2 separate regions of the Homo sapiens genome follow, and region 1 is linked to region 2. Evidence: chromatin contacts called from ENCODE Hi-C or POLR2A ChIA-PET data. All regions are on one chromosome and are shown on one strand. Each heading gives the region's core, a stretch centred on a gene start or an enhancer-like site at or near the end of the contact. The rest is flanking DNA. Distances are from core to core; before and after follow the strand shown.

The links. Hi-C counts contacts between places; a loop is a spot of excess contacts on that map. ChIA-PET counts read pairs that join two places held with the same protein, here RNA polymerase II (POLR2A). Pooled maps may share reads with other maps.
Region 1: a loop to region 2 is called in a map of endothelial cell of umbilical vein, with 6 times the contacts of the local background. The contact joins two enhancer-like sites. A Hi-C loop is called at or near these places in 13 of 168 maps with a recorded cell type or tissue (CD14-positive monocyte, Calu3, K562 and 9 more), 1 of 37 single-sample maps with no recorded cell type and 7 of 50 pooled maps. POLR2A ChIA-PET finds 5 or more read pairs at or near these places in 14 of 52 experiments (A549, BJ, Caco-2 and 9 more).

What each region holds. Positions count from the first base shown.
Region 1 is chr10:78,970,098-78,975,018 of GRCh38, reverse strand. All of the region lies in intron 5 of ZMIZ1-AS1 (ZMIZ1 antisense RNA 1), which reads left to right. Among named protein-coding and RNA genes, the nearest start is that of ZMIZ1-AS1, 95 kb to the left of the region's middle. RefSeq lists enhancers at 324-373, 1,928-2,859 and silencers at 755-1,244, 1,415-1,484, 1,525-1,644. Within about 2 kb of position 1,783, at least 38 of the 41 ENCODE cell types and tissues checked have a DNase peak (open chromatin) inside an H3K27ac peak, as active enhancers do; they include CD14-positive monocyte, endothelial cell of umbilical vein, mammary epithelial cell and 2 more, where a contact is called at or near this core.
Region 2 is chr10:79,081,185-79,086,266 of GRCh38, reverse strand. All of the region lies in intron 1 of ZMIZ1 (zinc finger MIZ-type containing 1), which reads right to left. Among named protein-coding and RNA genes, the nearest start is that of ZMIZ1, 15 kb to the right of the region's middle. RefSeq lists a silencer at 932-1,001, enhancers at 1,726-1,845, 1,348-1,917, 1,918-2,489 and a cis regulatory region at 1,622-2,122. Within about 2 kb of position 2,191, at least 31 of the 41 ENCODE cell types and tissues checked have a DNase peak (open chromatin) inside an H3K27ac peak, as active enhancers do; they include CD14-positive monocyte, endothelial cell of umbilical vein, mammary epithelial cell and 2 more, where a contact is called at or near this core.

The DNA.
Region 1 (4,921 bases), core at 534-3,033, 110 kb after region 2:
GCTTTGCAGGGTCGTGGTGAGGATTAAATGAGGGAATATATGGAAAGCACGCAGAACAGGCCCCTGCACCTAGTGGGCGCTGTGCAAGGGTGCGCTGCTGCTATAGTACTATTCCTGCCCCAGCTCACTTAGGAGAAGGCTTTGACCTGGAGCCTGGTGGGACCGACCCTCGCCTCTTCCCGGCTGACACTTTGCTCTCTGTGGTTCTGGACTTGCAGAGCCAGGCTGGGGAGGAAGGAGCTGTGTGACTCCCACCGGGCCTGCTCCTTTGCGGCAGGCATGTGACATATTGTGGCGTGATGTGTTTTCCCCTCATGGTGCAAGACGTGACTCAGAGGGGCATGCTGGGGAAATGAGTTTCTTGGATTTGCCCACCTCATCGCCCCTGCATTCTTTTGAATTTCTCTGAATCAGACTTTATATCTGGCTCTGCCATTCACCAGCCTTATTTATGCAGAAAACAGCCCCACATTTCCAACTTGCTCCACAGCAGTAAAGATTCATCTTTGGCCCGGGGAGGGTAGCAAAAGAGAGGAGGGAAGGGGAAAAAAAGGAAAAAGAAAGAAAAAGGAAGGAAGAAAGAAAGAGCCAGCAACAATCAAAACAACCTTTTTCTCCCTGTGTAATCTGGGCGGCTTCCAGGAGGATAATGTCTTTCCACCGTGGATCGCCCCCTCCCTCCCAGGCTGTTTTCACAGGAAGTAAACCCTGGAGCATTTTCAATGTGCCCCTCCAGGCAGAACAATGAGGCCCTTGAAGCCTCGGAACCCGCGCTTCCTCCAGTTATCCGGAGCCGCGCCGCTGAGGGGAGCCATCTCTGGGGAGGGGGCAGGGGGGAGGGGCGAGTCTGCAGGGCGTTGCGGAGCCGCACGAGGGAAGCCCATTAGTCAAATAATAGGTTTGGATCCGACTGTTTTGCCAAGGTACCCGGCATTTACCCGCTCCCCGATTGGGGGCGGGGAGCTGGGAGGAGGCAGCGAGGATCCAATTACGGCTGCTACTGCCCGGTCGCCGGGAGGTGGCGGCGGGCGGGCCGGGCCGGGCTGGGCCGGGCGGGGCCGGGAGGAGCGGGGATCGGGGATCGGGGATCGGGGATCGGGAGCGCAAGCCTCGGGCCGGCCGGCCTGGAAACACCGCGCCCCGGCCCCAGCCCCGGCCCTGCGCCCCGCGCGGGCTCCTCCCTCCCCACCGGCTCAGCTGCCTCATTGTTTATTGTGGAGCCTGCCTCTCCCCTGCCCGCCCGCCCTCCCGCTCCTTTCTCCCCTCCTCCCGAAAGAAAGAAGAGCCAGTGTGTGGAGAGAATGAGTCATGAATAAACAAACAGCGTGGGGGGAGCTGTCACTCTCAGCTCACTTCCTGGCCGCGCTCCGCTCCGCGACCTCCTGGCGGGGCGCAGAAGCCAGGCTGGCCGAGGTGGGCGGCGGCTGCTGGGGCTGCTGGGGCGCGCGGCCCAGCTCAGTCGGGCCCCTCCGCGGGGCGGGACTGGGCTGGGCTAGGGTGCTCAGGACCCCAGTTCCCAGGCCTGTCTTTGACCACAGCCCTCACAAGCCTCAGGGCCCTTAGAGTAAGCGAGCGTGACATGATGTCCCCAGACTTGTATGGCCGTGTGAGCCGAGGGCTGTGGGCCGGACCCTTGGGTTGGACAGAAGCCATCTGTCACAGACAGGCAGTGCATGCGGGACCTGCGGCGGGCTTGCGGCGCCTGTGTGGGCTCATCCTCTGGGAATGCCAGTGTGTGTCTGCTGAGTTGTGTAGGCGTGGCTTTTTCCGCGTGACACAGGGACACTGCGAGGATGTGTATATATGGCATGTGTGTCTTCTGCATATGGTGTTTGTCTGGAGTGGGGGTTACACGTGTGCTAGTGACCCGTGTGTGTGTGTCTGTTTGTGTTGTGTGGCCAATTTTCCTGACTCTGAATTTGCGTCTGCCACTTTAAGTTTTGAGATTCTTACTTTGTACTTGGCTTTTCTCTATTTAGTCCTTTTTCTTCTCTCTTGTGTGATCCTGTGGGTCATTTGGGGCCACCTCTCCCCTTTAGTGAGGCCCCAGGGCCCCAGCAGACCTCCAGGGCCCGGCCTGGCTGGCCTCAGCGTCCAGCCAGCTGTGGCCACACGCAGGCTGACAGTGCTGACTCATGCCTGGCCAGAGCTGAGTGTGACCAGCGCGCCCAGGCTGGGTGAGCCCCCACCGTGGGGAGGGCAAGGGCCCAGGCCAGCCCAGACCTTCTGGGGACTTGTGACCGCATGACATTAGAGGCAGGGGCAGGAGTAAGTCATTTCTTCTGGCTTCCCTGGCAACCACACAGCCTCACAGGGGTCCACCCCAGGGCCAGTGCTGACGGCTGGGCCTTCGGAAAGGCTAGTGTGACCAAGGCAAGGCTGTGACTCAAGCTACAGCTCAGGCCCCTGCTGCTTGGCTGGGTCTAGAACCTTCCCAGCTCTGGCCCTGCTCCCTCTCTATGGGCTGGCCCAGCTGCCAAAGCTTCCCAGTTCCAGGTTGGAGATTTGCATGCAGGGACAGACCCCCCTGAGGCTGAAGCAGGGCACACATTTGCTCCTTCCCCAGGATTGCTCACTCCTGCAGCCCCCCCAGCCAGGGCTTGCTTGCTGGACTTGGTCCCCTGGCACTGGAATCGTAGCCTTGGTTGTGACCCTGATCAGGGAGGCAGGCTCCAGGGCCACAGCAGGCCAACCCTGGCCACTTCCCAGTCTTTCCCATCCTTCGGGGGGGCAGGTAGTTGGGAAGATTAGGATCTACATAGGCTGGGAGGCAGGTGCATGTGGGGTCACAGCCTGGCTCCTTCATCTGCTAGCTTTATGACCTGGGGAAAGTCACATAACCTCTTTGAACCCCTTTTTCCTCTACTTTAAAATGTGCATAGTGACCCTTACTCCATGGAGAGGTTGCAAAAGTTAAAGAGAGAATGCCTATGAGCCCTGAGTATATGTCATGGAATGTACTTGTCATGGAATAGGGGCTCAGGAAAGGACAGTGTACTCTCTGTCTACCCCCAGCCCTGCCTTGAACCCTGATCTCAAGGCCCAGAATTTTGCCTGTCCAAGCCTGTTGGTCCATGACCCAGGGAAGTGCTGGATCCTGTGGACCTTGGCTGGGATTTGAAAACTCAGAAGCAGTCCTACACGGTACATAGGGGTCTCTGAGTCCCAGGGAAGCATGGGGTCTGGGCTGTCCATTAGAGGTAAGCTGGTCTAGGAAGGACAGCTGTGACAGCATCTTTCTGGATCTTTCCTTGTGGGGAGAAGCCTCCACCCCTCAGGTCATACTCTGGCTGTACCTGGGCTGGTCTCCATTTGAGGACAATTTTTTTTTTTTGAGACAGAGTCTTGATGGAGTGCAGGGATGCAATCTCAGTTCACTGCAACCTTGACCTCCTGGGCTCAAGAGAACCTCCCACCTCAGCCTCCCAAGCAACTGGGACTATAGGCATGTGCCACAATGCCCAGCTAATTTTTCTTTTTTTTTTTTTTGTGGAGATGGGGTCTCACTATGTTGCCCAGGCTTGCAGACAAATTTTGTTTGGCCTACGTGAGATTAAAAAAAAAAAAACCATTATTTACAAATGAAGGCATTTCACATGAAAGTGTGAATTTTCAATTTCCCTCAAATAACTGGGGAGTTTGGCCACACTGGGCTCACGTTTTTATGCGGCAACTGTGGGCTGGAGCTGAGCAGCAGAGGCCCCTACAGGCCGGGTGTATGTTCTCCAGTTTACCACAGTCTCCACTGCTCCCTATTGCACTGGTTCTCAAACTTGAGCATATGGGAAAATCCCTTGGAGGGCTTGTTAAAATACAGATTAGTGGACCCCACCCCAGAGTCTCTGCTTCAGTGGGTTTGGGGTGGGCCTGAGAATTTGCCTGAGAATTTCTGACAAGTTCTCGGGTGATACTGCTGCTGCTGGTTTAGGGCCCCATTTTGAGACCTACTGGGCCGCCTGATGCTGAGGCTGACTGGTCATCTCACTTGGCCTGTTACTTTTCTGTATAGTAGGGAAATATTTCTCTGTACACCCAACTCTAGCAAAAGTAGGAAAATTTAAAAGGACCGAGAATATCATTTGTTCTAGCAAAATGGAGAAGTATATATTTCTTTCTTTTTTTTTTTTTTTTTGAGACCGGAGTCTTACTCTGTTGCCCAGGCTGGAGTGCAGTGGTGTGATCCTGGCTCACTGCAACCTCTGCCTCCCGGGTTCAAGTGATTCTCCTGCCTCAGCCTCCTGAGTAGCTATGATTACAGACGTGCACCACCATGCCTGGCTAATTTTCGTATTTTTAGTAGAGATGGGGTTTCAGCATGTTGGCCAGGTTGGTCTCAAACTCCTGATATCAGATGATCTGCCCGCCTCGGCCTCCCGAAGTGCTGGGATAACAGGCGTGAGCCACCGTGCCCCGCCAAAAATATATATTTCTTTGGAGACAGAAAAGATATTCCCTTGTGGTTACTTGCAAACGATTTGCATATATGTCAGATAAACACAACTTCAGGAGCACAGGGAGGCCTGCCCTGAGCATGGCCTGAGGATATGCCACGTGGCCACTCTGTGCACTTGTTCCTTCACATGTCCACCTCACTCGTTGACTTTGTCTGCTTGACCCTGCAGGTGTTTTGAGTGTGTGACCCCGGCCAGCTACAGTTTATTAATTAATTGAACAACCATGATTTGAACCAGTTCTATTGCTGCACTGTGTTAGGATATGAAGACAGTGAATAAGACAGACCTAATCCCTACCCTCCTGAGGCTCCCAGACTATTGGGACAGACAGACAAAACAAATCGAACTAGTAGGTGAAAAAAGGAATTGCACGTTGTGATAACACATCAGGATGCTGAGATGGAGAATAACGGGTTATATGAGGACCTCTTTTAGTCTGGGTGGTCAAAGAAGCCTCTCTAAGGTTC
Region 2 (5,082 bases), core at 942-3,441:
GGAGGAGGTAATGACAAAGTTTGCCAGGTAAGGAGGGGCGGGGAGACGCATTCTGTCACTGTCCACACGGTGAAGTGCAAATCCCCGTCAACCATGGCAAGGCCCTTTCTTAACAGAAGTGAGAATTTTGTGAGTTGAGGTGAGACCCACATTACATCCTGGGGGTCTGGAGTAGGGAGCCTCACCTATCCTGGAGGTAAAAATGCTCCAGTAGACTCCAAAGGAGAGTCCCAGCTAGAAGGGGCCTCAATGCACAGAGGGCAGAGAGACAAGGACTCGTCAGGGTCAGGAAGCTGATGAGTGGCAGAGATGGGCAGTGGGTATCCTCTCCCTTACCAGGGCCCTTCCAGTGCCCGGTGCTGCCCCAGGGGTTTCATCCAACTCCAACCCTAGAAAGCCAGGGAGCAGTGGTAGGCGGGAAAGGCACGTTGTGATGGCCACTCAGGTCCCTGGCCACTGGGCACAGCTCAGAAACAGAGGGAGAGGCACTTCTCATTCCCAGAATAAGAGTCTCATTCTGAAAAGGTTTGGGCTTTTGCTTCCTGAAAAAGAGGTTCTCAGGGGCATCTCTTGGGCTGAAGCCTGTTGCCTGCTGCTGGTAATCCTAACAAGCGTGTTTATTGGGCTCTGGAGATCACAAGCTGCCTTCCTCTGTCTCCCCTCCTGGTGGCCATGGGAGGCGGGCACCCTCTGCCCATTTTTCAGATGAGGAGGCAGGCCCAGAGAGCCATGGAAGGCCTCTCATCCCAGGTCACTCTTTCTGGGTCTGGTGCAGGCCAGACGGCACCTGAGTGCCAGGCAGGAGTCAGGGTGGGGCGTTATGCGGGCTGAGGCCTCTGCCCACTCTGCCCAATGGCATGTGCAAATGGCAGGTGGGAACTCAACTGCGGGCCTGGCGTCACGCTGGGCATGTTGGCCCCTTGACCCCCACCCCCAGCTTGAGGAGGCTACATCCGAGCCCTGGTGACTGGTGCTGAGCCCCCAGAACCAGCCTGCCCAGGTGCTGCAGGGTTGCAGAGGAGGGTGCCAGCAGCCAGGCTGTGGTTTTGTGCTTGGCTAACTCTTGGCTTCTGAGCAATGAAGTGGAGAGAGAAGAGACACAGTAAGAACATGGTGCCCACCCACTCAGCCCTGCCACCACAGGCAGCAGGCAGCCTCTGGGGCCACCACAGGACCTGTGGCCCTCAGAGCACAGGCCGGGATCTACATGGCACGGCACCAGAATGCGGAGCGGGCAGCGTCCGGCAGAGCCAAGGGCCCCTGGCAAGCACTAGCTCCTGCCACCTTCAAGGTGAAGAAAGGAGACCCAGGGGCCTGTGCAGGTTCAGGCCAGAGTGAGCCGGCCTGGATTATCCCTACCAACCCACCCTCCTGCTGCCTCATTCCCCCACCCCCACCCCACCACCCTGGAAAGCAGGACTTCCCTCTTTGTGCCTCTGCAAGTCACAAGAATCCCAGTTCAATCATCAACGGCCAGCCCAGCCGCTGACCCTAGGATTCTGGAGTTGCTTGACTCAGGCAGCTATGTTCTTGGAGAGAGGTCAACAAAATAGGGAAACTGAGGCTCAAAGAGGGCAAAGGACCTGCCTGTGTTCATACGGCAGGATTGGAGGCACAAGGATACAGAACGTTAGAGCAGACAGTCAAGCAGTCCCAACACCTGCATCTTATTGATGGGGTAAGCTGAGGCTCAGGGATGGGAAAGAGCCTGTCCGAAGTGACTTTGAATTAATAAGAACCTCAGCATGGCCATCTTGGGTTGATCCCGTGTGGCCAAGATAGAGCTGCCCTCTTTGACCCCAACCTCAAGTTCAGGAAGTTGCAACACTTCCTTGTTTCCATAGTAACCAACTACTGCTCCAGGAATACACTGAAATGTTTTTGTTCCCTCCTCTGTGCTGGCCCTGGGCCAGGCTGTGAGGACACAGAACAGAAAGAGGAGGTGTGAAGGAAGGCACAGACCCAGCCCCACGCAGTTGATCCCTTGCAATAGAGTGTGGGAGGGAGAGGAGTAGAATTTTCAGTGGAGAAGAAATCCTCAGTGCCTGAGAGTGTCAGGGGAGAGAGTTCAAAGATGGCAGCTTTTGAGCTGGGCTCTTAAGGATGGGTAGGAGTTCACCTGACTGAAGAGTGGAGGTGGAGGACTTAGCATATGCAAAGGCCTCGGGATAGAGGATGACTAACATGTTGGGAAACTATGGTGCATAGAGTGGAGTGTATGAACATGCAGGGGATGAATGCCAGGGAATCAGCCAGAGGGGAGGAGAGAGACCAAATGCAGAATATCAGAATTCCAAGGGTAGACAAGGGTATCAGGAAGACCCACTATGCCTCTATTTTTCCAACTGTTAAAAGGCCACCTTATGACAGAGTGGCTGAGGCACAGGAATTGACAAGCACAAAAGGAGAAGGGCTCAGACTCCCAGGACACAGCAACTTGAGCCAGTTCTCTAGCTCAGCCTGTTTCACGGAGGTGGACAGGCATTCCCAGTGGGCTCCTGGCCACAGCCTCAGTCAATCTTTAAAATACATTCAGGATCCGACCTTGTTTCACTACCTCCACTGAACACTCTGGTCCAAGCCGCCAGCATCCTTTCCTGGGTTCCTGTAAATGCTGCCCAGATGGTCTCCTTGTGGCCACCCTTGTCCCTTCAGTCTATTCTCGGCTCATCAGCCAGAGATCTTAGAGGGACACATCTGATAGCCTCAGTCCTTTACTTAAAATCCTTCAGTGGCTTCCAAATCACTGAGCATGAAGTCAGAAGCCCTTCCTGTACTTGATAAGGCTCTCTGTCCCTTATCACCTGGTCCCTGATCACTCTGTTGACTTCCTCCCCACTCTCTCCTTCCCTCACTCCATCTAGCCACACTGGCCTCCCTGCTTTTCCCAGACCACGCCAAACAAGCATCTGCCACAGGGCCTTTGCACATGCTGTTCCCACTGCCTGGAGAGCTCTTCTCCCAAATGTTCATGGAGTTCACTTCCCTGTCTCCCTGAGGTATGTGCTCAAATGCAGCCTCTTCAGAGAAGCCTTCCCTGACCACACCACCTAAAGAAGCCCCATCACCCACTCATGTCCCTATATCACCTTATCCTGGTTTATTTTTCTTCAAAGCACTGATTATAACTCAGGCATGATGTCATGCATTAAGTTGTTGACCTGCTGACTGTCTCGCCTACTAGAATGTAAGCAGGGCCCCTGTCAAATTCACCAATGTATCCCCAGGGCCTGGAAGAGTGCCTGGCACATGGAAGGTGCTTGATAAACTTGACAAAGGAATACATGAATCCACCTTCCTTGGGTAGCTGGGCGAGGGGAGGCACAAAAGGACCCCAGACTCTGCCCTCCCCAGGGCCAGAGTGCTGGGGACTCAAGCCCAGCCAGGAAGCCTTGTTCTCAGGCTGGCACGAGGCCCCACCAGCAGGACCCTCCCAGCCCATTCAGTGCATGGGCTCCCCAGAACTGGAAGTGACGCAGGGCCTGGCAGAGGTCTAGAGGAGCCCTGAGGGAAAAGTAGCAGTTGCTACTCTGCCCATTGTCCCCCATCGTCCTTCACTCCACACAAAGCCTGGGAAGGCCAAGGACAGCCTCGGGCGCAAAGGGTGAAAGTAGGGGGAGACCAAGCCAGTGAGGCTGGGAGGACATGGGATCCTGCCTGCAGCTCTGCAGCTGGATTCCTTCCCTCTCTGGCCTCAGGGCTCTAATCTGGGAAATGGGATGAGAAGGGCATTAAGTAGACTGGCTGCCCAGGTCCCTCCTGCTCCAATAGTTTGGGCATCTTTGGGTCTTAGGGGCCTGGAAGGGATCACACCAGGCTGCATCTCAGACCATAAATTCAAGCCATGGTCTAGGCCACCAAATGAGCCTGATGAGCCAAAAAGCTGGGCGTGGGGTCTCAGGTGGGCTCCTGAGGACCCTGTTGCCACCCAAGGCGGAATGCAAGGCAGCCCCATATAAGCCAGGAAGTGAGAGAAAGTGTCCTGCTATAGGGCAGCGGCCCCCAGGCTGGAGGAGCCAGCTGTCTTACCAAGACCATAGGCACCGAGTGCCTGCCCCCAGGACGAGTGTTTCTGGTGGGCACAGCCAGAGCCGAAAGGCCCAGCCGCTTTGCAAAATGAGGAAGGTGAGTCCCAGGCCAGGCCAGTGCCACTGCCACAGCCATGGAGGCACCTCTCCTGTGCCTTACTCCAGCAAAGGGTTTCTGTGGAGTAACAGGCAGGGCTGGGCACTGGCTAGATGGTGGGAACACCTGGATTTTAGCTCCAGCTCTGCCAGGGACTTGTCGTGTGACCTCGTCCCCTCTGGGGTTTGACTCAGCATCTAAATGAGAAGGTTGGCCTGGATGGTCTCCAGGGCCTTTCTGTGCTGCCATTACCATCATTGCACATGGTAATGAAACATTACACTCCCCGATGCAGTGATACTGGACAGCATGCAACGTGCTGGCCTTCCCCTTGGACTCGTGCGACAGCCCCCAGCGATGCTGGCAGGAGGAGGCCAGAAGTTCTGTCTCTAAATCCAGCGCTCCTTGCACAGAGCCCAGGTCTCAGGGGCCTGTAGACACTTAGGCAAGATGCGCCTAAGTGGCAGGGGGCAGGGCCAGGCAGAGAGGAGCTCAGTAAGGAGCTGGGTGCTGGTCCACAGGGGAGGAAGCACTATTCACAGCCCCTGGCTACCTCCAGTGAGGGGGCTCTGGCTGCAGTGGCAGGCGAGCATGCTGCAAGAGGCTAGGAAGACAGACGGCCTTCTCAGCCTCCTGGAATGTCTGACCCTGCTTGAAAAGCAGAAGCCAGACCACTTTCTTCCCCTAGGGCCCCAGTGAGCCACTGTTGTGGCCTCCCCAGCCTACTGCCACGTCTTACAACCTGGGCTAAGCTATTTTCAGGTCAGGTCTCAGGTCTCCAAGCTGCCCAGACTCTTACCAGAGGCAGAGATAATAAGGCCCAGGGGATATAAGAAGGCCACCTCCCCAGGAAGCCCATTCTGCCTTCTCCAGCCTTAGACTCAGCCCAGAGAGAAGTCTCCGAGGATACAATCTCTGAGGCAGAGAATGGAAGAGACTTCCTGAGGACCAATTCAC